3 separate regions of the Homo sapiens genome follow, and regions 1 and 3 are each linked to region 2. A link is an interaction called in ENCODE POLR2A ChIA-PET data of the cell type or tissue named here. Cell type or tissue: GM12878. All regions are shown on one strand.

Region 1 (2,500 bases), 81 kb after region 2:
CACATAAGTCTCTAAGGAAACTGTGCAGTCCCTCAATGAAATGTTCCACAACAGCCTCTTTTTCCAACTCAGAACTAAAGGTAACTCTTTGTATTTCCTTTCTGAGGAATAAAGAGAAGCTGCCAGGGCTGCTGGCAATTGCAGAGTTCAGAAATGCTTCCTCTGAATGAGCACACTCAGCCCAGCAGGGTGCAGAGCCCTGTCTCCACCCTGCCCACCAAGGAGCTTAAGTGGCAGGCAAACTGGGCCAAAAACACCCCTTTCCCATGGAGAGGCATCTCCAGTGCAGGGCTGGACTGAGAGGCATCTCCAGTGCAGGGCTGGACTGAGAGGCATCTCCAGTGCAGGGCTGGACTGAGAGTCCAGTTAGACCTCAAGAAGAGTTGGAGGGAGGTCAGCGTGGGAGGTAGGCCAAAACTCAAGGTATTCTGAAGAATATGATTTATTCACAATATCATGCGTTCCCTGTTCAGTCAACATTTGATCATTTATGGGAGTTATCCATTGTAAAATTTCTTACAAACTGGCAGTCCTTGGATACCTAGCATGCACTCAGAATATTCTCTGTGTATATTAACTGGTTTGTGTTCAAGGAATAAAATCCAAAATTAGTACCGGCCTAAAGAACACATTATCAGAGATAAATATGCTGGAAAAATGTCTATCCTCAAAGGTTTTTTAAAAAAATTATATTTCATGTTGATCCATGTCACTGCTTCTTATCATTAGCATGGCTTATCACATAAAGGTAAGGATTTATTCATACAGAGACTGCTGCTGTGTGTATTTGTATGCAGGTTACATCTCCTTATGGACGTAGTGCAAAGTTTGCTATGAAATATAATTATACATTGGAGAAAAGTATGTCTGCATATCAAGAATAAAATGAAAATAAAATGTAAGTTGAACATATAGATGATAAATACCCAATCTGTGCTGAGCAGCTGTAGAACGACGTCTCAGGAAATTAGTATTTTAAAGACAAGATGTCATGTGCTCCTATTGACAACTTATTCCTGGCCTTATTTGTTCAACACGCAGGTCCTTCAGGTATTGCTGTAGCACAACAGAAAGAACAGTGGGCCAGAAGACAGGGAGGTCTGGGTCTAGAAGCCCAGAGACTCCACATCCCGAGTTACACATCCCCTTTCTGGTTGCCATGAGTCATCACGCACCTTCTGCCCAGAGGAGAGTTTTATTCATGCCTGCTTGAAAAGGTCAGTGTTTAGGTGTTGCAGAAGTGCTTGGTGAAAATGGGGAAGGCTGAAACACAGCCTGTGCCTCATGCTTTGATAATTTCTGAAGCATTTATAAATCATGAGCAGCTAAGGTCTGCAAGATGCTAATGTGTGCAGTCCAGTCCTCTGACTTTAAGTCTGTTTCAGTTCCTGCTCTATTTGCTCCTTTTTAATAACACAATTAGTAAAAATCCTAAAAAAGAAATAGCTAAATATTTTCCTCTCATTCTCTTTTTGCCATAATATTGAGAGTTATATGATAGTATCTTCAACTATTTTATTTGGCCTGACTTCACAAAGTACCAAACGGGGAGTGAAGATAAAATGAAGAGACAGAATCCACATATGCATCTCCCAACCTCTGTCCTTTTGAACAGACACAAGTAACAGAATTTACCAAAAGTATTAAAAACACGACCTTGGAAGCATCCTATCAAAGCCACAACTTCCTTTTCTTTTTATGAACTACTACCATGCAAAATTGCATGGCTACAGCTGGGACATCAAATCATGCTTTAAAAAATTAGTATTGGGGCTAGGCGTGGTGGCTTACGCCTATAATCCCTGTACTTTGGGAGGCCAAGGCAGGTGGATCATTTGAGGTCAGGAGTTCAAGACCAGCCTGGCCAACATGGTGAAACCCTGTCTCTACTAAAAATACAAAAATGAGCCAGGTATGGTGGCAGGCGCCTGTAGTCCCAGCTACTCACGAGGCTGAGGCAGGAGAATCACTTGAACCCAGGAAGCGGAGGTTGCAGTGAGCCGAGATCATGCCACTGCACTCTAGCCTGGGTGACAGAGTGAGACTCTCTCTCTCTCTCTCAAAAAAAAAAAAAAAGTTATTATTGGTATATTAGTAAAAGCCATTCAAAGCTCAAAAACAACAGAATTATTTTCTGAAATTCAAAATCAGTGCCAGATTTAACTACTTTTGCATAATGTTTGCCCCCACAGAACTTTCCATAATAATATTACGTCAACAGCACTCATTTTCTTTTTGGTCTACTTGTTTTACTAAATTAAAAGCCAACAGATACAACAACTCCATACTTTAAACTCCTTTTTTAATACTATTCCGAGTAACTGCCTCCTTGTTTAAATATTACAATTTTCTGACTCAATCAGAACAAAGTATTGCAAGACAAAGGTGCTATTGAAAACTTCTCTTTTTTTGGAGGAGGCTTCATAAAAGCATTCTAGCTTAAAACTGGGATTTCAATGGTCTTAACTGTGAATACCATGTAGCAGAAATGCCACTTGGC
Region 2 (2,500 bases):
TTCTAGTGTTAGGGTGATGAGGTCTCTATCTATTCACAAGAAGAAAAAGAGTCATCCTAAACCATTCCCAAACTATGTTAGAAATGAAGAAAGGGGAAGGGAAATAGCACTTGCTGAGCACTTCGTTTAAATGTGCCAGTCATTATGCTGCATATTTTATATTTAATCCTCACACAACCCTACAAAGTAGAAATGATGACTCTATTTAAAGACAAACTGAAACTCAAAAGAACTTCCTCGAAATGATACAGTTAGCACATTATGGATGCAGAATTCAAACCCAGGCCTGTCTAGTTCTTAAATCCGTGTTCTTCCCATATACCATGCTGCCTCTCAAAAGGAAACACTGTTTTTGTTTTTTTTTTAAGGTACAAATATAGTTTGTGCATTTGGAAGAAGATGCGGCTCGGGACCCATTCTTTTTGTTATAGGCTTGTGCTATAAACATCCATCTTACTCTTAGTTTGACCTTTGTGCCGTGGGCTCATGTCTGTAATACAGGAACCCAATCATTTCTGAAAGTCTGTCTAACAGTGATATTGTGTGCAGCAAATGTTTAATGAATGGATGAGTGAATGTGAATCAATGGGTGGGGGAATAAATAAATAAATGAATGAATGAAAGTGAAACTGACGAGCCCATACTGGGACTGAATCGGCAATGTGGGCCTCCTGAAAGCACTGCATGTTAATCACTACTTTTTTGAGCTTTGTGACATGATGTTTGGGTGTCTGGAGAAAAATCCTGTGTGGTGGTGGTCTGGGCTTTTTTACTGACGCAATGGCCCACCTGATATAATTTTGATTTCCATCAGCCACTAAACTTAGCCTGAAGACAAAATTTCCTTTGAAAGGATTCAGCTTAGGGGAACAGATAATAAGGAGGTGGTTATTTGGGGAAACAAGAGTTACTTTACATTCCTATAACATATTTCTAAAAATGAAACATTCTCAAAGCTGGAAAGTAAGGAAAATCAAACATTGCTCTACTTGGGGTTTTGAAAATGGAACATTGATTGTTTGTAAAAGTGATGCTTAATTTGGAGGATAAGAAGCGAACTTCTTTCTATAGCCTCAAGGAGCTAATTAAAATGTGACACGGCAGTGATTATATACTTAGAGGTATCGATAGGTCCTCATTTTTCCACAGCACAGATAATCTCACGCCAGCTCTCACCTATATTAAGTGTTAGACACTTGGTACAGGAACGGATTTCTGCTCTTCCCTATCTCTCACTGTTCAGGGACCTTTGGTCAGTTCCTCAGCATATTGTACCCTAAATGAGGTGATGAGACAGCATCGAGCCAACTGAACTATCAGAGAGTGAGGTCGTAATGCTTATCGGTCACTGTTAAAACCCATCCAACCCATTTTGGTATGATTCTTGCAGTTACTAAGGCCTGGCCTTCATTCTCTCTCCACTCAGAATTCACTTTAAGCTATTATAAGAAAGCTAAAGATAAAACAGCTTCTGCATAATGAAACACTAATCCCCAGAGTGTGACGCCCACGACACAAATGAATGCTAGACAGAAGATAACCAAATGTCTAGACTTATTCAAACCTGCTTCTCATAGTTCAAACTTGTACTCACTGCTTCATCAGCTTATGAACCATAAACTGATTTAAAAACACACATGCAAAACTGAACAACAACAACAAAAAAACGCTAAACCCAGTAGAGCCTCTTCACTCAGGCCTTTTTATTTGAGTTTATCTATCCGAATGCAGTAATGCCTCCTTAAGCAGACACAGCTTACTGAAAATATACACAATTTGTAGCATCTGAAAGAGAATATGGCCTTTGTCCTTCTTTCTACTCAATATGTTGGTGGACTGGAATGTTTCCAATGTAGTCAATTTTTCTGGCTCTTTAAAATTAAATTAATAAAAGTATACAATTTAAGGATCTATAGATTTGTGTTCAGCACAATGGACTAAAAGTTGAGCTACTGGATTCTAGAACAAAATGTCACTTATAATTAGCTGAGTATATATGACATCTCAGGCATTGTACCAAGGGCCCAGAAAATTACCTCATTTCATTTTTATAATTTTCAGAAGCACCCACTTTCCTAGCTAGGATACCTACCAATTGTGTTCTTGGGCAAATTATCTTCTATCTTGGTTTGTACAACAGAAGAAGAAATTATTTTAAAATATATGGAATATAATAAAATAGAAATTTGGCCAATTAATTAATATTAGGCAGTGAAACAATAAGTGGTTTTTTTGTTTGTTTGTTTTTGGTTTTTTTGAGACAGGGTCTCACTCTGTCGCCCAGACTGGAGTGAAATGGTGCGATCTCGGCTCACTGCAACCTCTGCCTCCTGGGTTCAAGAGATTCTCCTGCCTCAGCCTCCCGAGTAGCTGGAACTACGGCACCTGCCACCATGCCCGGCTAATTTTTTGTATTTTTAGGAGAGATGGGGTTTGGCCATGTTGGCCAGGATGGTCTCGAACTCCTGACCTCAGATGCTCCACCCTCCTTGGCCTCCCA
Region 3 (2,500 bases), 57 kb after region 2:
TTGATGAATGGTTTCAAAGAGTTTCAAAGAGATATTTGCACACTCATATCCATAGCAGCATTATTAACAATAAACTAAAGGTGGAAGCAACCCAAGTGCCCACTGATAGATGAAGGATAAGCTAAATGTGGTCTACACATACAACAGAATATTATTCAGTCTAAAAAGGAAGGAAATTCTGACATGCTATAGCACAGACAGACCTGAAGGACATTATGCTCAGTGAAATGAGCCAGGCACAAAAGGACAAATACTACATGATTCCACTTATATGAGCCACTTACAGTAGTCAAAATAATAGACAGCAAGTAGAATGGTGGCTGCCGGGGGCTAGGGTGGAGGGTAGAGCATTAGTATTTTATGGGTCTAGATTCAGTTTTGCCAGAAAAAAAGAGGTGTGAAGACAAGACAATGGAGATGGCTTCACATCAATATGAATGTACAACTATACACTTAAAAATGGCTAAGACAGTAAATTTTATGTTATGTGTACTTTACTATAATAAAAAAAACTGGAAAATTATGTTGGTGAACTATACCATAGCTTTGAAACTTACATGCAAAGTTATCTGATTATTATTATGTTAGCTATTTTATATGGAAAGTTATTGGACAGAAGTCAGAATGGGTAGTTTAGACTGATTAGGTAGACAGCTGCTTGCTTCCTAATCTGTTTGAAAAATGACACCCAAAAGATCTCCCCTGGGATCAGCTGAAATCACCATTAAAAAAATTCAGGCCATGCTTGTAATTTCAGCACTTTGGGAGGTCAAGACAGGAGGATCACTTGAGGCCAGGGAGTGTGAGTCCAGCCTGGGCAACATAGTGAGACTTCATCTCTATAAAAAATAATTAAGAGAAAAATTAAATCCTTCCAACCCTTAGCCTTTGAAAAATGCAATTATCCTAGCCAAGGTCTCTATCAGCTTAATGTGAGTGTCTCAACAAGACTGTTTTTCTCCACAGGCCAACCAAGGTACCTAGACTGATGTGAGGCATTTGGAAGAGGGGAAAGATTCGTCTGGAAAGGGAACAGAGAGTGACCAGCCACTGAAAGGACAGGCAGGAACCACTGGAAACAAACTGCGCCTACTTTGAAATTTCCCCCACAGCACAGATGACCTTTTGCCACAAGTTTTCATACAAGCTTTGCTTTCTCATTCCAATAATCTCCCTGCTATCTGAAAGACTTCTGGCAATTAAAACACACACACACACACACACACACACACACAATTCAAAACTTGAAAAGGGCTTCATCAGAAGATGAACAGGTCTTCTGCGAAATAATTCCCAACCATCACAATGTAAGTTAATCACAGGAAGTAATTTTGAATTTTCAGTGTCATCCTGAAACTGAACTATGGTTAGTAATTTGAGATTGAGATGAACGAAGTAAATGGAGATGCCTTAGAGCTCGGCATTCCTGAGTTTGCTGCAATGAGTAGTTAAGTTTGAAGAATCTAGATATGTGAATGATGTAATAGATAAGGCAGACAGATTGGATCAGAGGGGTTTTAATATTAAGATAAGTGACAATGATAGCTCACAGTCATGACCTTATGCCTATATCATAGAGTGACACTAGACAGCCAGTGAAATGCAAAGCAGCCATGTGCCCTGGATTAGATTCGCACCTCTCTGTAGCTGGGCAGCTTTCAGTAGAGCATGTCAGGAGTGTGCGTATGTGTGCATGCATGCGTGTGTGTGTGTGTGTGTGTGTGAGACAGAAAGAGAGAGAGTCTGTCATTGTAATATACAGGGAGTTTACATAAGAGAAGGTTGGAAGAGCAACAACAATTTGAATTAAGGTAGCCTATTTTTCTTTATAAGACACTCGGAATACCTAACAGGCCTTAACTTCATCAATCTCCGCACCATCTGTCAGACCTTAGGTTACAGTGACCACCCCCATGCATTAATCAAGAAGAGGCAACCAAGTGTGTAGCTTTGAGAAAAGTTCTGCTCTTTCAGACTTGACTGTATTATTAAAATTTCTAAAAAGGTAAACAACAGGAGGTGGTTTTAATCACAGTGTTGACTTTGATTGCATACCCATGTCCCTGGCAGCTTAGAATGGTTACAGCGCTTAAGGTAACATACAAAGTGCAGATGAGTAAGAAAAGAACCTGACAAAACTCAGTGAAATAACACGCAGGTGGCAGCATATGCACACCTGCGTCTTCACCCCACTTCCAAAAATAAGAAGATTCTATTTTTTTTTACTGTCTACTCCATACACTCTAGAACAGATTACATACATATTTATAAAGAGAAATGTATTGTTTCAATATTTTATGCAAAACTTCATGTAAGGTCATGTGTTTGTACAGCACAAAACATGGAATTGGGTATCTCTCCAGTCACCTATAAAGCTGAGCTCATCCCTTCTTCTGGCACTTGTTCTATACTGTGTTCTGGAAGCCAGACCAGATTGAACACAGCAAACCATATCTTCCTTTCAGTATAGAATGCAATGAGTCAGTGTTTATGCAATGAT

Evidence for each region. ChIA-PET counts read pairs that join two places held together with the same protein. Peaks named below come from ENCODE experiments on the same cell type or tissue, not always from the same donor. Only the 100,000 strongest peaks of a DNase experiment are listed, where the experiment ranks them.
Region 1: POLR2A ChIA-PET joins it to region 2 with 12 read pairs; 8 of 35 experiments call an interaction of 5 or more read pairs at or near these places.
Region 3: POLR2A ChIA-PET joins it to region 2 with 10 read pairs; 10 of 35 experiments call an interaction of 5 or more read pairs at or near these places.

The regions. Positions count from the first base shown.
Region 1 is chr6:16,493,810-16,496,309 of GRCh38, forward strand. The region is part of intron 5 of ATXN1 (ataxin 1); the gene reads right to left. Among named protein-coding and RNA genes, the nearest start is that of GMPR, 260 kb to the left of the region's middle. RefSeq lists an enhancer at 219-278. In GM12878, no CTCF peak of the experiment used is centred here; a DNase peak (open chromatin) is centred at 1,182; H3K4me3 peaks cover 537 bases; H3K27ac peaks cover 2,500 bases.
Region 2 is chr6:16,412,991-16,415,490 of GRCh38, forward strand. All of the region lies in intron 6 of ATXN1 (ataxin 1), which reads right to left. Among named protein-coding and RNA genes, the nearest start is that of GMPR, 180 kb to the left of the region's middle. RefSeq lists an enhancer at 1,124-1,313. In GM12878, no CTCF peak of the experiment used is centred here; DNase peaks (open chromatin) are centred at 557, 1,282 and 1,487; H3K4me3 peaks cover 1,782 bases; H3K27ac peaks cover 2,500 bases.
Region 3 is chr6:16,469,988-16,472,487 of GRCh38, forward strand. The region is part of intron 6 of ATXN1 (ataxin 1); the gene reads right to left. Among named protein-coding and RNA genes, the nearest start is that of GMPR, 230 kb to the left of the region's middle. In GM12878, no CTCF peak of the experiment used is centred here; DNase peaks (open chromatin) are centred at 1,354 and 1,554; H3K4me3 peaks cover 927 bases; H3K27ac peaks cover 2,469 bases.